2 separate regions of the Homo sapiens genome follow, and region 1 is linked to region 2. The links are chromatin loops, found by intact Hi-C in ENCODE. Cell type or tissue: GM12878. All regions are shown on one strand. Links, peaks and the distances in the headings refer to the core of each region. The heading gives the core; the rest is flanking DNA. Region 1 overlaps VAPB (VAMP associated protein B and C). Region 2 overlaps APCDD1L (APC down-regulated 1 like).

Region 1 (7,283 bases), core at 2,217-4,716, 55 kb after region 2:
GTAAAACTTCTCCAAAGTGTTCCATCTTTAGTGGAGATGACAGCATGTGAAAAAGCCTCCATACGAAAATCAACACATCCAATTCACACCAGATACAGAACAGGGGAGAAGAACAAGTTTAGCATTCTGCACCTTGATGATCCAACTGGAATTTTCAATCTGTGAACGATGAGAAACAGTAGAACGTGGTTTATCAGTTAGTGTGTAATCTGTTCTGGTTCCTTTTCAATAAAGAACCTAAGTGGCTATACCAGTGATAAGAGATTATCAACCAGGTCAGCAGCTTCTTAAACTCAAGAAGAGGCCAGGGGAAAGGCTGTGAGACTTGGATGAAAAATATTTTCTATTTTTCCCTTACTCTGCCTTTGGAAATTATGCTCATTCTTCAAAGTTTTGCTCAAACGTCTTCTCTTTTGGAAAGGTTTACCAAATCTCTTTAATCAGAAGAAATTACTCCTTACTGTTCTATGTCACAACAATAAGCTGACTGCCAAATTTATATCTGCAGCCTGGCCCTCTCCCCTGAGCTCCAGACTCAACTACCTATTTAACATCTCTCGTTGCAAGTGTACTGAGCATCTCAAGTTTCTCATGTCCAAACGGCACTCTTGAGTCCCACTCTCCTCCCTCAAACTCAATGCTTCTCATCTCAGTAAAGAAACCACCACTCACCCAACTGCTTAGGCCAAAAGCAGTCTCTCTTCCTCTACATTTAATCTACATTCCTCTATATTCCTCTACATTTAATCTAGAAACCCTGTCTCCACTAAAGATACAAAAATTACTTAGGCGTGGTGGCACATGCCTGTAGTCCCAGCTACTTGGGAAGCTGAGGCAGGAGAATTGCTTGAACTGGGAGGGGGAGGTTACAGTGAGCCGAGTGAGATCGCACCACTGCACTCCAGCCTGGGCAACAGAGCCAGTCTCCGTCTCAAAAAAAAAAAAAAAAAAAAAAAAAAGGCTCCTGGCCAGGCGTGATGGCTCACACCTGTAATCCTAGCATTTTGGGAGGCCTGAGCTCAGGAGTTTAGGAGTTCAAGACCAGCCTGGGCAACATGGTGAAACCCTGTCTACTAAAAATAAAAAAATTAGCTGGGCATAATCCCAGCTACTCAGGAGGCTGAGGCAAGAGAATTGCTTGAACCCGGGAGACAGAGGTTGCAGTGAACCGAGATCGCGCCACTACACTCCAGCCTGGGCGACAGAGCAAGACTCTGTCTCCAAAAATAAAAATAAAAATAAAAATAAACTCCTGCTCAGATTCCTCTGTGGCTTCCCATCTCACAACAAAATCCAAAGTCCCTCCTGTGGCCTGCCTACCGGCAAGGCTCCTGCCCTCTTCTTTGAGCTCATCTCCCCGCAGGCCCCTCCACCACTCTAGCACAGGCATACCTTGCTGCTCCTTGAACACACCAAGCTCATCATCACCTTGCACCTGCCCTTCCATCTGTCTGTAATGCTCTTCCCAAATGTCTCCACAGTTCATACACTCATTTTATATAGGTCTCAGTTCAAATATCACCTCCTCAGGTAAATGACCTTCCCTAATCACCCTACTTAAATGACCTTCCCTAATTACCCTACTTAAAATTGAATCCATTCCCAAATCCCTTTATCTTGCATTGTTTTTAGTTGTTTTTTTCCCATTTATCACCTACTGCCTGACACCACATCATATATATTTTCTGTTTTTATTTAATGTACACCTTCTCCACTAGAAGATGAGCTCCACAAGGTAAAAGTTTTCTCATCTCGGCCTCTCAGCAATGCTTGGCACACTACAGGTACTCAATAAGTAACCCATGAAGAGAATGGTTCAGGTGCTGTGCTAGGCTCTCAAGCTAGAGAGAGAAACAGGGCACTGCAGCTCCCACCCAGAATACACAGAACAATCTTGGGGCCCATCCAGAATTAATGAATCAGAATCTCTAGGACTGAGACTCCATAATGATTTTTTCTTTTTAAAAAAATATCAAATGTGACGTTAGCTCATATTTAACAGTACCAATCTATTCTAAGCACTTTACATGTGTTAATTTGTATACTCCTAACATACCCCAGAGGGAGAAATTTGAGGCACAGAGAGGTTAAATGCATCACTGAAGGACACATGACTTTCAGATGGCAAATCTAGGGTTCACACTCTTAACTCCTGGGCAGTATACTACCTCTAACTGCATCGAACACTGTATGAAAGGTAATCTATAAAGCATCCTATCAAAAGGGGAGGGTGAGGAGCACAGGGAACTGATCACTGAGGCAAGCCCTGGAGTCTGAAAAGCAGATAACGCAAAGTACACTTTGAGCTGTAGGGAACTTGGGTGAAAGTACAGTGTGATAACGCTATAAGGGGCTTCTGGGGGCATCAAATGGCTGAAGAGGAAGGGGTACGAGAGGGGTGAAAGAAGCTGAGGCTGGAAAGATGCGGTGTGGCCTGACTCTGAAGAGTTTTGCTGCTGGCCTAAGAATTTGGGCCACGAACCTATCCGTAAGATCTAGAGAGCCAATGAATGTTTTTAAACCAAGAAATGATATCAAATTTCAATTTTTAGAAAAATATCTCTGGAAACTGTATAAAGTATAGTCCAAAGGGTGAGAGAAGCAGGCAGAAAAAATAGAGACAGAAAGTTGAGTCACGGTGCTACTACAATAGTCTGGAAGGGAAAGGACCTATACTTAGGATACGATAGAATACTAAGAAGCAAAAGGGCATAGGAGATGCTGCTGATTTAAATGGACTGAGTAGATGTGAAAGGTTACGGAAAATGGGGAGTGAAAGACAAGTTTAGGATTTCCAGCTTGCCAACTTGGTGCAAGGGCCATTCCCAAGATCCAGAAGCCACAGTCAGTGGGGATGAGAAGGTAAACGGTAAATACAGTGTGGAACATGCTGAGTTTGAGGTGTTCTCATGACAACCAGATAGACAGGGATGTCCAGCAGGCTGACAGATCAAAAGATTTGCTTGGAGATAGAGATTTGGAAGTTTTCTGTGCAGAAGTGGAAGATGAAGGCATTATTAATGAGACAACATACAGAGAATTGTTAAATTGAGAAGACTGAAGCCAGAACCTGAGAAACCTCAACATCCAGTAAAAGAGATGATAAAGAGGTGGACAGTTCATCAGAAAAGTCAAAGACAAGTATCACAGAGAGAAACCTGGGGGAACTAAGAAGGGTTTGAGTGAAGGGGTGAGGTCTGATGAAAGAAGAGTAAAGATACCAGAAACTGAGATTCACCGCTTCCCCAAAATTAGCTGTGATAGAAGACTGGGCATTTGCTTAAGCGGGGAAGATCTAGAAAACAAGATTTCTTTTTAGGAAGGGGCAACTTAAGCATGTTTGTAGGCACAAGGAAGGAATCAAGTACAAGAGAAAAGTGAGACAGCAGTAATAGGCTAACGATGCAAAATACTGTTAAGTGATGGGAAAGGAATGGGGTAAAAGAACACACACCTAAGAGGTAGTCCTGACTCTCTGAAATAGAAGAGGAGGAGAAGTAAAAACATAAGTTTCCACAAGAGAGAAAAGCAACCAGCATTTAGTGGAAAATCTTCAAATATTTTCTGAGCAAAATGCACTGTGTCTACATCGATCGGCTGTACATAACGGGCCCTGCCGACAGGCTTCATTACTCTTCACCACTGAAAGTCTTCTTTCTTCCCCCCTCTCTCCTTTCTCAGCTTTGTTTTTGTTTTTGAGATACAGTCTTGCTCTGTCACCCAGAGTGGAGTGCAGTGGCATAATTTTGACTCACTGCAGCTTCCACCTCCTGAGTTCAAGTGATTCTCATGCCTCAGCCTCCCGAGTAGCTGGGATTATGGGCATGCACCACCACACCAGGTTAATTTCTGTATTTTTAGTAGAGATGGGGTTTCGCCATATTGCCCAGGCTCATCTCAAATTCCTGGCCTCAACTGATTCGCTTGCCTCGGAGTCCCAAAATCCTTGGATTACAGGTGTGAGCCATTGCGCCTGGCATCTTTCTCAGCTTTCTCCTAAACACCAACCCTTCCTCGCCTATGCCTTAGACCCAGAGACCATGAACTCCCTGAGAAACTGCCATGCACCATGCACTGTGCTGTGCTAGGCACTGGGATGTGGGGAGAAGAGACACAATCTAAAAAAAAAAAAAAAAAAAGGGTGGGGGGGCTTGCTGACTAACAGCGAAAGGGAGTCACGTATCACGTTGCCAATGACAACATGCTGTGACATGTGTGGGAGCCAGAGGAACAGATACAATGTGAGTGAAGAATGTCAGGACAGTTACCTTGAAGAAGTGAAGCCTGTGCTGAGCCTCAAAGGTAAGCAGGGGGACGCAGTGAAACAAACAAGAGGAAAAGGAATCAACTAATTTTTAGTGGTGGAAACAGCTAAAAACTGTTACTTTATGACTACATACAGGGTAAGTCATGATACATAGTATGCCAAAGCCCCATGGCCAAGGAGAACTAAAAGGCTGAAACACAAGCATGAGGAAAGACGATGCTGGAAAGATGGGCAGGGCAATGTGGGGGGAGTGCAACAAGTATCGATAATTTTCCAGGTTTTGTTAAAGAATTTAAACTTTATTTTTGGCAACAGGAAGACATTTAATGATTGTAAGCAAGCAAGAGATATGCTCAGATTTGCATCTTTGCAAACCATCTTTGAAAACCACATCAGGGTGGAAAGAAAGAGAAGACTCGGACAAGAAGACCAGTTAAGAGGCTATTACAGTTGCGGGAGAAAATGGGGCAGCCATAGAGGGAATGGGGAAGAAGGGACAGAACTGAGTCATAGACTCTCTGAGTTGGTCAAATGCATGAATGTAGGTACCATCCAATGAGACAGTAAGAAGGGGAGGTTTGGAGGAAAAAATGAAAAGGTGGTATAGAGTTCAGCTTGGGTCATGCTGCATTTAACGTATTGCAGCCTTTTATATGGGCTTGGGTCAGGCCTGGGTTCATACATAAGTGACGTTAGAAGCGAAGGGTACTGGTAAAAGAGTTCCGCAAAGGGGAGAAGGGAAGACACAGAGAGAGCAAATCTGAGAGAAACAGGGAAAGGAGAAGAGGGGGAGAAGGTGAACCTGTAACCCTGAGCATTACCAACCGGACTGCATGATGAGTGGGCAAAACTGGCCACATGGGCGGAAGAAAAGCAGAGAGAGCAATGAGAGAGGTCAAGAGAAGAGTGTCAATGAGCAGGATGACAACAGGGGTCAAATGGTAGTGAAGACTGAACATGCAATGGGAGATGTAGTGATGAAGCAATGATTGAGCTCCCGGGCAGTGACTAGAAGTGAAGAACAGAAAGAAAAAAGACAGGAAACTATGTTTTCCAGAAGCTTACCATGATAAGAAGGAAAGTGAAAGGAGTAGCTAGACAGGGTAAAAAGGACTGACAACACAGTTTTTCTTCTTTAAAGGTGGAAGGGACAATACTCAAATGTTTAATGAAAATGACTAATGGCCAAGCACTATTCTCAGTGAGTGCTAGGTATGTAAAGAAAGAAAAAGAAACAATCTTGCTTTGGAAGAGAAAGGCAACAAAAGCATTCATTTTAAAAATAATAATAAATAAAAAGATACAAATGAGCCGACCAAGTGGTCTCTGGATTTCTCTAGATGACTGCTCATGCTTCTTCCACCTTTTCTCTGAGCGAGGTTAGAGGTGAACTATGCACTAAGATGGGATCCTCCTGCCCGCAAATTACATGAAAAGTTTTGATTGTGTGCATCTGCACATTCTCTCAAGAGTAAGCCATGGCTCTCCTTCATCCAATTAGTAAAGCACTGCCTGACTTTACAAAGGTCAGAAGCACAAATTTAGATTTTCAGAGGAGTCCATCAGGATATATTTACATGCCAACAAATCAATTCAACCAACAGATTGAGAATTCAAATAAGCCTCCACAAGGACAAACCTCTGGTTTTTCAGCAAATTTCTCTTTTTATTCTTGTGTATGCTTCTGTTTCAAATGATCATAGCAAACACTGAAAAGATGACCAAATCCAGGGTTGTATCCTTCTTTGGGGTACTCGGAAAAGAAAACAAGAAGAAGAAGAGAATGTAGTCTATGTAGTCTACTCAGAAATACTAAAACAAAAACCTATAGGAGCTTACATTCTAGCAGTGAAAGCCAAGCAATAAATAAGTAAATGAAGCACATAAAGAATAAAACAAAACGTGAAAGTGACATACAATTCGTACAATAAGAGGTGATATAGAAAAAACTGGATCAGAGTCCAAGAATACTCAGGAAAGGTTAATACAAGTAGTGAGCTTTCAAACAGTAACAAGAGGTTTCATTAATTAAATATTCAGGAGCCCATAGGAACAAAGTACCAGTAGGTGCTGTGGGAAATACAAGCTGGTTCCTGTCCTCAAGGGGCTTTCTATCTCTCTTCTTCAGCTAAAATAAACTTAAGTTCTCAAGCTTAGAGCTGGAAGGACCACCTAGAGGTACTGAGTTCAAGCCTCCTTACATCGCAGAGGAGGAAACCAAAGCTAAGGAGGTTAGCCCAAGTGCCTCTAGGTGACAGCAATGCTAGGAACCACAGATTCGCTTTGTAATGCAAAGCACACAGGCTTGGGAGGCTGTAAGACCCGGGTACAAATTCACATTCTGTAAAGTCTTCGCAAAGGCCTTCTGCAAAGGCCTCTCATCTCTAAAATGGAGATGGCCATAACACTGATTTCTCGAGTACGTACCTTTCCATTTCTTCCATTTTTCTACTATATTGTAAATGCTGAGTGATGGAACTAAAAGACTAAAATAGTACCCAGTTAACCCAGAAATGCATAGTTTGCACGACAGGTATTGAGGACATGAAAGACTTGGAGCAGAGAGTGGGGTGGTGGAAGGGAAGGTACAGTTGATAGTATTAGCACAGAATTTTCAACACTAATAAACAAATAGCTCACAATAAGAAGTGATCAAGTTAGGACAGAAGTTCTTAGGGGGAAACACAGAATTCATAGAAGGATTTTTTTTTTTTTTTTTTTGAGACGGTCTCACTCTCAGCCCAGGCTGGAGTGCAGAGGCACAATCTCAGCTAGCTGCAACCTCTGCCCTCCTGGGTTCAAGCGATTCCTGCCCCTCAGCCTCCGGATTAGCTGGGATTACAGGCATACACCACCAAGCCTGGTTAACTTTTGTATTTTTAGTAAAGAGGGGTTTCACCATGTTGACCAGGCTGGTGTCAAACTCCTGAGCTCAAGCGATCCACCCACCCCAGCCTCCCAAAGCTGGAATTACAGGCGTGAGCCACCATGGCTGGCAAAGATTAAAAGTCAGTCA
Region 2 (7,283 bases), core at 2,733-5,232:
TAGAGATGAGTTTTCACCGTGTTGGCCAGGCTGGTCTTGAATTCCTGACCTCAAGTGATCTGCCCACCTCAGCCTCCCAAAGAGCTGGGATTACAGGTGTGAGCCACTGTGCCCGGCTCAGACATATTTTGATGGCTTTTGATCCTTGTTGCCATATCCACTTTCCATGGGGTAGGTAGAGCAAATGATGCGCACCTTCCACTGTGAGATTTCTAAAGACAAAAATCCTCTATTCTCCACCTGTAGGGAAGATGTAACCTGCTATGAGCACATGAGAGGGGGAGCTCAGACAGCCGGGTGTAAGCCAGGCTGCATTTCAGCTGGTCTCTGCCACTTCCAGGCTGGACAACCTGGGCAGCCCAGCCGGCCCTCTGGGTCTCAGCTCCCTCAGCTATAACATGTACCAGTTGCCCAGGAAGTGCTTAGCATAGTTCTTGGCACTTCTGAAACACCTAGAAGAGTGAGCTAGAAAAAGATCAACTTTCACGGTCAAATTCCAGGACCAAGCAGACTGGGCATGAGCAAGGACAAGTTCTCTCAGGTCCCAAGACGAAGGCCACCTATGCTTCCATTCATTTCTCATTTATTCATGCAACAAATATGTGCTTGCTGTGAGCCAAGCCCTGTGCGGTGGGGATGGGGTAGCCGCAGAGACAGTCCCGGCTTTCTAGGGCTTTTTAGTACTGTAAGGCACGATGCATTCCAGTTTGATGAGGGGTGAGGGGTAGAGAGAGGAGAGTCTCAGGGGGTGGAATGAGGAAGATAAAAGAGGGTGGTGTGACAGCCCTGAGGCCCACCTTACATGGGGCATTCGGGAAAGCTCTCTCTGGTGCCCAGCTGAGACCTAAGAGGTAAGAAGGAGCTGGCGGGGAATTCCAGGTGGAAGAGACAGCAGGAGACCCAAGGCCCGGGGGATACAGGGGCTGACCTCCATCAAGGAGGCCATCCTGGCTGAAGCAAGGAGGTCGTCCTGACTGAAGGCAGGGAGTGAGGAGAGAGAGGAGGGAGGGACAGGCCGCACCTCACCCTGCCTTGACACCCCTACAGAGCTGGGGTTCCTTTCCAGGCTGCACCCCAACTTCTCTATGTGGGACAACCACCGTTTTTCTGTTTGTCTTTTGCCAGCACCACGTGCAGCCGTGCCCAGCCTGTGGCCTCATTGCCCGCTCCGATGTGCACCACCCGCCCGTGCTGCCGCCCCCTCTGGCCCTGCCCCTGCACCTGGGCGGCTGGTGGGTCAGCTCGGGGTGCGAGGTGCGCCCAGCAGTCCTGTTCCTCACCCGGCTCTTCACTTTCCACGGGCACAGCCGCTCCTGGGAAGGGTATTACCACCACTTCTCAGACCCAGCCTGCCGGCAGCCCACCTTCACCGTGTATGCCGCCGGCCGCTACACCAGGGGCACGCCATCCACCAGGGTCCGCGGCGGCACCGAGCTGGTGTTTGAGGTCACACGGGCCCATGTGACCCCCATGGACCAGGTCACCACGGCCATGCTCAACTTCTCTGAGCCAAGCAGCTGTGGGGGTGCGGGGGCCTGGTCCATGGGCACTGAGCGGGATGTCACAGCCACCAACGGCTGCCTACCGCTGGGCATCCGGCTCCCGCATGTGGAGTACGAGCTTTTCAAGATGGAACAAGACCCCCTCGGGCAAAGCCTGCTCTTCATCGGACAAAGGCCCACCGATGGCTCAAGTCCCGATACCCCAGAGAAACGTCCCACCTCCTACCAAGCACCCCTGGTGCTCTGTCATGGGGAGGCCCCCGACTTCTCCAGGCCACCGCAGCACAGGCCATCGCTGCAGAAGCACCCCAGCACAGGGGGTCTTCACATAGCCCCCTTCCCACTTCTGCCCCTAGTTCTAGGGCTGGCCTTCCTCCACTGGCTATGACATTGGACTTGACATCAGGATGGCGGCTCTGGACACCCATTCAACCCTTCAGACTCCCTCCTGGCAGCTGTAGGGAAGGAACCATTCTCCTCTGCTCTGTCATGGATGGATGCACAGCCCCACTGCTTCCAAACTCTGCCTGTGTCCCATGTGGCTCAGGACATGAGCTTAACCCCTGCAAAGCCTATACCACATCCCACAGCCCGGGTCCCCAGTCAAGCACTTGGATGCGGCAGTGATGTTCATCGCTACGTGAGTTTCTAAAGATCACTCCCAATTTTTCTACTTTCCTCATCCTTGGCAGCTCGCCAACAGGTGCAGTCAGGGGGCCACACGGAACACCCCCATCCCATGTTCCCCCCAGTTCTTCCCATCCTGACCCTTGGGATTCCAAGATGGGAGCAAGAGGAGATCCTGAGGCTCTGCCTAGGGACGAGGCCTACAGTTCTGCCATGTCTGTAGGTTGTTGTTTAAAGATTATTAATTCGAATTTAGCAATACGATCTCTAAGTGGTGCCATGAATTAAAGATGCCACTTCGGGCTTTCAGTGCTTCTCAGCTTTTGGGCAAAGGGCTTGTGTCTTCAGGGGCAGCTCAGCTTTCCTGAGTCCTGACTGCTGGCATTCGTCTGCATTTGCCTGTGCTTCTGCGAGTCGGACCTCAAGCTGCCAACACTGCATGTGGATAAATCCAGTTTTCCCGGGCCAGCATGCAAAATGAAGAGGACTCCATCTAAGCTGAGAAGCATGGCCTCCCCAGAGCAGCCTGCGGCCTCCAAGCCTTCCTGGCCCAGGCAAATGCCAGTGTGCACCAGGCTGGCTGCTGGGGGCAGGTCTTTGGAGGGGAGCAGCATTTCCAGCCTTCTGAACATAGTTAATAGTAATGACAGCCGTAACACTAACGCGCTCTGCAATTCGCCCTGCCCAGCCATCCTCGGTTGCCAAGATTGCCTGTGCCTGCCTGACAAAGGAAGAGAATCTCCGAATGTGTATCTTTGGGCCCACCCTAGGGAGAGGTCGGGGTCACCAGGCTACATGGCGACATCTAGGCAGCTCCGCCTTGCCCAGCCTCCTTGCCATAATCCTAATATATTGGTGTCCTCTGCTCAGAGGGGACTGTCATCATGGTGGGAACAGGCTGTGCCTCCCCAGGGACTCTGCCCATGTTCCCAGGGCCTCATCTGTACACTGTGAAATTAACTGGCATCCTGGTGGGCCCAAGGGTTTTCAGGACTGGGGGCCAATGACTCACCCCCTCCTTCCTCCTCCTGATCCCTATCTCTAGCTCTTATCACAGATTTTGAACAATTGTCTGTGAGGTTAATGATGGTTTCAGAGGGAAGCCCTTTTCCTCCCTGAGACTGTGTGGGGTTCAGTCAGCCTGCTGAAATTGCTTCCACTTATTACCCATCCTTCCTCTTAAAAAAAAAAAAAGCCCACCAAGTTAGTATTCTCTGTAGCTCTCAGACAGCTACAAGTGTTCCTGGCATATTTACCAAAGTACAAGAAATCATTACATTATTTACGGTCTCAGACTACATCAGGGTTGGGGGAGCTCCTGGTGGGGATGGCAGTGGGTGTCGATGATATGTCCACGGCTGAGCAGGTCTTGTATCCGAAGCTTGAAGTAACCATGCCACCATTTATCATCAAATTTGAACCTTTTAATAAAATTAAACAGCCTGAAAAATGTTCTTGCTGGTTATTAAAGTCAACCAAGGGAATTACAGTTCTAAAGAAAGGAAGTGGAGTGTCTTCCAGAGAATGTGTGAAAGAGAATAAAACCAGTGGAGGTAAACCCCAGCTCTCTCAGTTCTGCTTTCATGCCACTGCCTGTCCTGCTGAAAACCCCCCAGGGGCTTCCACTGCACTCAGAATAAAAGCCCGACTTCTGGCTCGCTGTTGCCTGCAAGGCTCAGCCACGCCTCCACATGCCCCGGCCACACTGGCCTTCTCTCTGTTTCTTGATCACAGGAGCTCTTGCTGCCTTGGGGCCTTTGCACAAGCCCTGATTTCCGCCTAGCCTCTCTTCCCCCAGACCTTCAGAAGTTGAGCACTTTCTTTTCAATCAAGTCTCAGACCAGATGTTGTCTCCTGAAGATGTCACCATTCGCATCCCAAAGAGCAGCCCCATTTCCCTGGTCCTTCTGTCAGTCCACTGCATCACAGTTGTATGTTCTTTGTCATGAAAACTGATCACTGGCGGAAATGACCTTATTTGCCTAGAATGTAAGCTCCAACGAAAAAGACTCGGCTCTGACTCGCTTCCTGCGATCTTTCCGGAAGGGTCCAGTGTGCCTGGTGCATGGTAGAAAGAACTTCAATAAATATGTGACTCAGTAAATGTTGGTTATCCCTGTTAAGCCTCACACTGAGACCCGTGAACGGATCACCTCCATCTACCAGATTCAGCGACCCTCGAGAGGCCCAGCTGAGTCAGTGAGAGGTGTGTGAGTCTCTGCGTCTTGCGCGCGAGGACACTAAGGCACAGAGAGAAGGGGCTGGGCTCCAGAGCCTGAGATCCGGGCCTCTGTATCACAGCCCACGGGCTTGGGGTGTCCTCCTCACTCTTGGAGGGAATAGGATTCCTTGATTTTATTTGGGGAAGGCAATTTAGTGTTGCTTCGTGGGATGCCATCCCTAATGAGAAGGAGTGTGTTGAGCAGGACAGCAGCTTCCTGGATCCCCTCAGTTGGACTTAGTTGCTCTCTGCTCGCTGGGGCTTGTTAGTTTGGGGGCAGGTGATGCTGCTCGGAGCTACGAAGGCTGAAGAAAGGGCAACCATCCCTTTTCTCCCAGGCAGAAGGTCAGGGCTTCCAAGACTCTGGGCTGATAAAGGAAGGGGTCATTTCAGAGGCTGAGGGGCTGAGACTGTCTGGTACAGGGCCAGAGGCCCATGGGCACCAAGCCTTCCTTCCAGCCCTTTGCTCCCGCCCCTTAAGTCTCTGCCCTTCACATAAAACGTGAGAGCGCTCTCATCTACAGACGGGGAGGAAAGCCTAGAGTCCTATTTCCAGATAAAATTAATGTTCTCCATTGCATGTTCAGTCACGTTGAAAGGTGGGGGGTGGGTGGGAAGCCCATGCAGTTGATAATTTCATTGTGCAACTCCCAGGAGAGCAAATGAGCTTTTTTTCTTTAATAAAAAGTTGAAATTGTATACAGCTCTCAGAGGTCCATTAACTAACAGATGCTGGTTATCAAAAGAAGCTCTTTGCCTTTCACTAAGCGCATGCTTTTAATCTCCCAGCGGTGCTACCGGGCTGAACAGCAGTGTGTGGCTTGGTGACGCAGGCCCACCAGCACGTGGCCCTGGTCTGTGCATCCTCTCCTGGGGGCACAGGTGACTCAGACACGAGGGACTGGAGCTTTCTGACGCAGAATGTAGCACTGCATCAGGGCCTGGTCAGGGCTGATTCATACCCATTAGCATCGCAGACCGGAGACAAGCAGGGAAGAGCTGTTCCCACTTCAAGAGGGGACTTGAACAGTAGCGTGCAGCCTCCAGTCCGCTCCTGATGGTTCTGAGACTGAAAGCCTGCTCCTTCTCACACACACAACCCCGCTTAAATGGATGTCAGCATGAGCACAAATGACCTGTCGACATTCCCTAAAACCACCCTTCCAAGCTTCCAGACAGACCCTCCTCCTGCCCACCTGACACCTCTACCTTCCATTTCGGCCACAGTGGCCTCCTTGCTCTCCTGCAGTCCCATGGAACCCAGTCCCTCTCAAGGTCTTGGCTCCAGTTCTCCCTCACCTGGAAGGCTCTGCCCACCTCACCCCTGACCACCCCAAAGATAGCGCCCACCACAGCGCAGTGACTTCATCACAGCATTTGTCAGTGGCCGAAATCTGAAAAAAATCCCGTTTGTTGGTTTTCACCTATTGTTAGCCCCTCTCCTCTAGAATGAGTTCCTTGCCAGCAGGGTCCTTGTCTGTCTTGTTCTCTGTGGATCCCCAGTGTTAGAATGGTGCCGGGCACATAGTAGGAGGTCAATAAATACCAGTTAAAAGAATACATGTTCCAAGACCTGATTGGAGACTCCGAATTCAAGCAGCAAGATGACACCCACACACTATACTGGCCTGGAATTTCGATGTTGCTGACTTTTTTTCTAATCAGATGAGCAGAGCAGAACCCAGGCCTGTGAACTTGAGGACATCTGTTTTCTAGTAGCCAGGATATATCTAGAAAGGCATTGAAGACCACTGCTCTCCCCAAATAGGAGGCCACAGGGCCTGGTAAGAGGTGCCTTGAGACTCCATCTCAAGCTTCTCATCCCCCAAAGGTCAGGGAGACTGGGAGAGCCTCAGCCTCACACAGGTACCCAAGGCTTTCCTTTCTTAGTTTTGGAGCCTCCATCTCCCCCACCCCCGACCCTGCCAGCTTCAGTTTCTTTATCAATAAAATGGGCTGAAACCTGATGGTTCCTGGAGCCAACCAGCCCCAACATCAGTTACGGGAAGACCCAAAATAGTAAGTGATTCAAATGGAATCAATAACGTATTTTGAGAGAAATGGCAAAAAAAAAAAAAAAACAAAAAAAAAAAACGGGTTTGGTGGCTGACGCCTATAATCCCAGCACTTTGGGAGGCTGAGGTGGGTAGATCACGAGGTCAGGAGACCAAGAGTATCCTGGTTAACACGGTGAAACTCCACCTCCTAAAAATGCAAAAAATTAGCCAGGCGTGGTGGCAAGCACCTGTAGTCCCAGCTACTCGGGAGGCTGAGGCAGGAGAATCACTTGAACCCGGGAGGTGGAGGTTGCAGTGAGGCGAGATCATGCCACTGTACTCCAGCCTGGGCAACAGAGCAAGGCTCCGTCTCAAAACAAAACAAAACAAACTCTTAGTGAGGATGGGTCTTTGTCCTGTGATACAGTATGTATTTCCTAGGGGTTATTAATAACCTACTACTCTCACTCCTGCATTTGGCATTGTTTTTAATCCCTCAGGAGAAAAAAAATTACCAAAACTTAGGTGGTCACTACTTCTGGTGAAATCAACTGCCTGTTTAGTAAAAAGAAGACCCACAGACATTTGCTGAGCATCCATCATGTGCCAGGTGCTATGCTGGGTGCCTTGGAAGGAAGGCCTTCCCAACTTCCAGCCAAGATGGGGCAGGCAGACACATGCCTTTAGCTCCACTTCCTTCTGAAGTCCCAACAAATTATGGGAAAGAATTAAAGGGCACAAGGTCACAGGAATAAACAGAAAAGGAAATAAGAACATAGCCAACAGGAGATGTCAGCAAAATTCTGGAATCTGGAAAGCTGATGGGTAATTTATCACTGATGGGAGATTACAGAAGGTGGAAAGCAGGTTGGTCAAAGGGCACAGCTCCGAAGCAAGTCCACTTGTGCCATGAATCCCCCTAAGGCTTAGGAAATG

What was found. Peaks named below come from ENCODE experiments on the same cell type or tissue, not always from the same donor. Only the 100,000 strongest peaks of a DNase experiment are listed, where the experiment ranks them.
Region 1: it touches region 2 in a loop (2.2-fold over the local background); 12 of 110 quality-filtered maps call a loop at or near these places.

Annotation. Positions count from the first base shown.
Region 1 is chr20:58,399,419-58,406,701 of GRCh38, reverse strand. The region is part of intron 1 of VAPB (VAMP associated protein B and C); the gene reads right to left. Among named protein-coding and RNA genes, the nearest start is that of VAPB, 14 kb to the right of the region's middle. In GM12878, for the core only: no CTCF peak of the experiment used is centred there; DNase peaks (open chromatin) are centred at 3,197 and 3,666; H3K4me3 peaks cover 1,826 bases; H3K27ac peaks cover 1,146 bases.
Region 2 is chr20:58,455,397-58,462,679 of GRCh38, reverse strand. APCDD1L (APC down-regulated 1 like) reads left to right here. Exons shown (of 4, transcript NM_153360.3): 4 at 1,126-3,579. The coding sequence ends at 1,890. Among named protein-coding and RNA genes, the nearest start is that of APCDD1L-DT, 56 kb to the left of the region's middle. RefSeq lists a silencer at 1,671-1,859 and enhancers at 3,646-3,755, 3,886-4,025. In GM12878, for the core only: no CTCF peak of the experiment used is centred there; DNase peaks (open chromatin) are centred at 3,099 and 3,849; H3K4me3 peaks cover 794 bases; H3K27ac peaks cover 2,098 bases.